Regions from separate parts of the Homo sapiens genome. Here region 2 is linked to region 1. A link is an interaction called in ENCODE POLR2A ChIA-PET data of the cell type or tissue named here. Cell type or tissue: Panc1. All regions are shown on one strand.

What was found. ChIA-PET counts read pairs that join two places held together with the same protein. Peaks named below come from ENCODE experiments on the same cell type or tissue, not always from the same donor. Only the 100,000 strongest peaks of a DNase experiment are listed, where the experiment ranks them.
Region 2: POLR2A ChIA-PET joins it to region 1 with 8 read pairs; 3 of 35 experiments call an interaction of 5 or more read pairs at or near these places.

The regions. Positions count from the first base shown.
Region 1 is chr10:112,789,934-112,792,433 of GRCh38, reverse strand. The region is part of intron 7 of VTI1A (vesicle transport through interaction with t-SNAREs 1A); the gene reads right to left. Among named protein-coding and RNA genes, the nearest start is that of LINC02935, 100 kb to the left of the region's middle. In Panc1, no CTCF peak of the experiment used is centred here; no DNase peak of the experiment used is centred here; H3K27ac peaks cover 2,162 bases.
Region 2 is chr10:113,377,582-113,380,081 of GRCh38, reverse strand. No RefSeq gene overlaps it. Among named protein-coding and RNA genes, the nearest start is that of HABP2, 170 kb to the left of the region's middle. In Panc1, no CTCF peak of the experiment used is centred here; no DNase peak of the experiment used is centred here; H3K27me3 peaks cover 1,350 bases.

The DNA.
Region 1 (2,500 bases):
GGGCTGCTGGGCTGTGTGACCTCAGGCAGAGCACTTTCTGCTTCTGGGCCCCCATTTCCTGATCTGCAAAGCATGAGACGTTGGGACACGTAAGGACTGGGGGACTTCTAAGACTCCTTCTAACACTAAGAGTCTACAGGTTTTGTTTGTTTGTTTTGAGATGGATTCTCTTGCACTGTCGCCCAGGCTGGAGTATAGTGGTACAATCTCGGCTCACTGCAACCTCTGCCTCCCGGGTTCACATGATTCTCCTGCCTCAGCCTCCTGAGTAGCTGGGATTATAGGTGCACACCACCACATCCAGCTAATTTTTTCTACGTTTAGTAGAGACGGGATTTCACTATGTTGGCCAGACTGGTCTCAAACTCCTGACATTGTGATACGCCTGCCTCAGCCTTCCAAAGTGCTGGGATTACAGGCGTGAGCCATCGTGCCTGGCCGAGTCCACAGTTTTTAATTGAAAGGTTCTTATTCCTTTCCTATAAATGTGTCTATTCTAACTACGCAATCCCAGCATCTCTTTTCCCCTGCTATGCAACACAACATATTTGAAAGTGTTTCCCTCACATTTTAGGAGGCTACTGAAGCAAAAAAAAAAAAGTTATATTGTTTAATCTTACTTTACAGGAGTTTGCTTTTTTATTAGAGAACAGACTCAGAACAGTGATCAGTGTAAGTTATACGTACCCAAAGTGAGGGGGTGCTGTGGGGGGAAGAAAAAAGGAGGCTGCCTTCAAGCACCTTGTGGAAATGTATAAAACAAGCAACGAGATAGTCCTTTGCCAAACACTGTCATAAATTTTTTATTTGGCAGCTAACATTCTCACTGGTTTTCTTGGCAGCAATTGGGACCTTTAGCAAGAAAGGTGCAGAAGAAAAATACCTTGTTTAGAGATGTTTTCAACACTTTCTGGGATTTTTCAGAACTTCTGCCTGCAGCACATATTTACAACTATAGTCTCCAATCACCTGATGAGTGGGTGGTGGGGTTTAAACTTTCTTCTTTTTTAAAAAAAGAATATATAGAGAGAAAGTGAACAAGCAGTGCTACCCCCCTCTGGCCTTTTGCTGAGCGTGTCTTTCTTATTTTTTGTGGTAGGCATTTCTGATATCCAAGTGGTTAGTCTTCTCTGTCTAGACAAAAAACTGAAAATAATATCAGAATGTACCTTTTGTTGCGCCTGATACTATCTATATTGTATTCCCAGATGACAGAGATAAATGAAAGTGAAACAACCTGATGACTAGGGCATTTTTCTTCAACAGTTCCGCCAAAAACAGGTCCCACCTGTTGCCTTTGGGTCAGCTAATGGGCCAAGAGCTGCCTGGATTCAAAGCTCATGTGAGCACATGCAGACGGGATCCTGGCAGTTACACCCTGATGGTGGAAGGAATGAAACAAGAGCATGCAGAGCTGGTCATTGCCATATTGGAGAACCTCAAGCACCAAATGCCCTTTGAGGAGGGGTCTTTGGGATTCTGGGAAGTAGAGGCCCAAATCCGCAAAGATGAGGTCTTTCATTGCAAGGGTATCCTAAACACTTTCTACAAACACATTCTACAGACCAGCAAAAATCCTCCTACCAGGGGACTTCCAGCTATGAGCGAAGAGGTCGGCAAATTCACAAAACAAGTATAAAACTGGAGAATGCACCAAAAAAAAAAAAAACGTCTTTTAGTGATCTGGATGACGACCAAAGGCAAAAAACAAGTTGAGAAGTGCTTATTCATAGAAAACTGGCAGAATTTTGGGTAAGAACAACCCCACCTCACCCCTTAGCTTAGTTGGCTAGAATGATGGTTTTACCAGGGTGGGGCTGCCAGAAGAGGCTGACTTGATTTGGAGCAGAGGGCAAAACCCAGGCCTAGCAGCATTGTCAATAAAAGTAGCAAACTCGGTAGGTAATGAATGGTGAAAACCCACACCTCTGCTAGCCTAAAGTTACAGTCCTAGTTGGGGCGGGTAACAGGCCAACCAAAAATGTGATGGGGAGATCCTGGAAATGAAAGAGCCACAGAAGTGCTAGATAAGCTCTCTATGCATCTCTTATGGAGTGGGAAAGTATATATATGTGCTGGGAAGACCTGAGAGACACCAGTGAGAAGCCAAAGCCAAGGCAAGCTTGGGAACTGGCTGAACTTTGAATGTGCTCTGCAACCCACACACAGATCACTGCAGAGGATGTAAGCCTTATGGGTTGGAGGTTTTTGAATACAATCTCTGCCCAGTCATTGGCTGACCACTAAGCTATGCACACAAAGGGGCAACCCCTAGGAAACCAGCCTCATAAAATAAAGATAAGACTTGAGGAAAAGAAAAAAGCAACAACTGAGTAGACTGCAGCGGAGACAGATTCTAGAGACTACATTCAGAAAAGCTACTTAAAAATACTAGACTCTTGTGTTGCTACAATATATTATCTAAAATGTCCTATTTTCAACAAAAAAATGACATGATAACAACCACCAAAAAAAAAAAAAGGAAAGAAAAAAAGGTGTG
Region 2 (2,500 bases), 590 kb before region 1:
GATACCCAGCTACTGAGTGAAAGAAAAGATTTGCCCCCCTGGCTCCAGGGCTTATGCTCTTACCAACTCAATTTAATCCAACATGCTTCATTTTGACACTTGCTCCACTTCTAGAACCATCTGAATCTTATGGCTCTGTCTCAGAAGATCTAGGAAGCACCTGGTAAGGACCAAGAGCTACTCTTACCCCTTGAGAACCAACGCTCTCTGAGCAAACAAAGCCAGACTGGGTACCCTGGCATCCTTCATATGGAATTCATTCATTCAGCTATTCATTCATCCATTCATCTGTATACAGAGGGACTTGGGGCTTGGGATGAGAGGCGGAGGAAAAGTGGATGGCAGAGCAGAAGGATTGTTTTCAATAACTCAGCCTCAAGGAAGAGGGAAAAACTCAGGACTTTGAGACTACCTTCTCATCTCATGAGGGATGTCGGGAGGTAGAAAAGCCCTGGTGTGCCACCGTTGCTCTTGACTCAGTTCAAGCCAATTGTCTTTGACTCACTTTAGGCCAGGAGTTCTCAATCTTGCCACTATTCACATTGAGGACCTGATAAGTTTGTTGTTGGGGGGCTTCCCTGTGCATTATAGGATGTTTAGCAACATCCCTGGCTTCCACCCATTAGATACCAAAGGCATTCCTTCTCCTAGTTGTGATGAATAAAAATGCCTCCAGACACTGCCAAATGTTTCCTGGGAGACAAAAATTACCCTCCTTTGAGAACCACTGGCTTAAGGTAAATAAAATAGATTCTTAAAAGTTACACAATATTTCTCCCAGCAAAAGTCTCCATGTCATCCTGTGGTGTCCCTTAAGTCATGATCAAAGGGGAAGTAAGCAAATATATTCATTTGATAAACACTTGCTATATAAGTTTGATTGTAAGGCAAAGTTTTTCCCCAAAAGCTGTTCTATAGTATATAAGTTTTTACAAAGTTTCTCGCTCCTGATGCTTTCTCAATTACTTTATTCTGAGCACCAAGGAAGTGTTTGGGGAACGACATTAGTCCAGAGAGATCTCAATGGATGATAGTTGTTGGGGGAAATAAGTTGGGGAAACTTACAGACATCATCTGATAATATCAGGGGGGAAAAAAGAGGCAAAATATTTCATGCAGATTCGGTTGTTATTTCTGAGGATATGACTTCATCATTAAATACATGGGAAGTATTTTAAGCAAGTCTTTTAAACTTTGCCTTTCTTAAAAAAGCATATTATAAATGGTGACCTTGTGGAGTTCATAAATATCCACCCATAGGACAAACAGAAAAAATCTCTTGGGGCCACAAATAAAATTCTCAGTGACAGCATCTTACATCATTCAAAGTGCTGTGTCTTGAACAATTTAGAAGTGAAGATGATGTGGGATGGAGAACTGAGTTATGATTCAAAAATGGTTTCGGTGACAACGAAGGCAAATGACCAAGGTGCCCGGGAAGAGTGTGAATATAATTATTTCATGACCTAAACTTTTTTTTAAGATTAGGGAATCTCTATTTCTAAATGTTTATATTATTTTATATAATATGTGCTATATGCAAATAAATCGATGCATTTAGTATTAAAGTAGGGATTTTACTATTTTATAAAAGCTTATATATTCCAGTTGGCTTTCTCTTTGGAAAACGAGACATTGCCTTATATTCAGGCTTGTCTTACACTTGGGCACATAGCCAATCTAAGCACCTAGTGTTGTCAGGATTCTGTACAAGTCACACGGAGCCATGTTTCTGTCCCCTGGAGAGTTTGTGTTCTCTGTGGGAACACAAGACATAAGCAAGGGAGGCAGCTTTCACATAATTCAGTGTAATTTGCTTCCAACTAAGTTATTCGGATGATATGCTATGCGGAGGAGATGGGACGTCCTTTGAGGGATGCCTTCAGATGATCTTCTTGAAGCTCAATTCAGATGTGTCACTTCCTACTGCAAGGGTAAAGACCAACCTCCCTAACATGGGTTCCAGGACCCACATGATTTGTGCATCTCCTCCCCGCCACCCCCAACCCTAGCTTCAACTCTTGCTCTGTTGATCTCTGGCCTTGACTACTCCTTGGACACCCCTCCTCCATCCCCAGCTTTGATTCTCCTTTGCTCCCTCCCCATCTCTTGACCGCACCTTCCTTTGGCACCTCCTCTTCTCTCTGTCTGTCTTTGCAACTGGTACTCTCCTGTCCTCTGCTCTTAGAAACTCGCACTCCTTCTTCAGACTTCATCTCAATCCTCACTTCTCCTGGGAAGCCTTCTCTAGACCCTCCATTTTGGTCAGCTGTCACTAAACTGTAGTTCTTTTCTTTGAAGTATTTCTCTCCATTAATTCTCATGGATGCAATAGTGCCATTGTTCACTGATGTATGTCTCTCCGTTCATGCTGTAAGCTTAGTGAGAGCAGAGCCCTCATCCTTTATGACTCATCATTACATCCCCAGAACATGGCCCAAAGTAGATACTCAATAAGTAGCAATTGAGTGAATTGTTGATTAATCAAATGAACATTTGT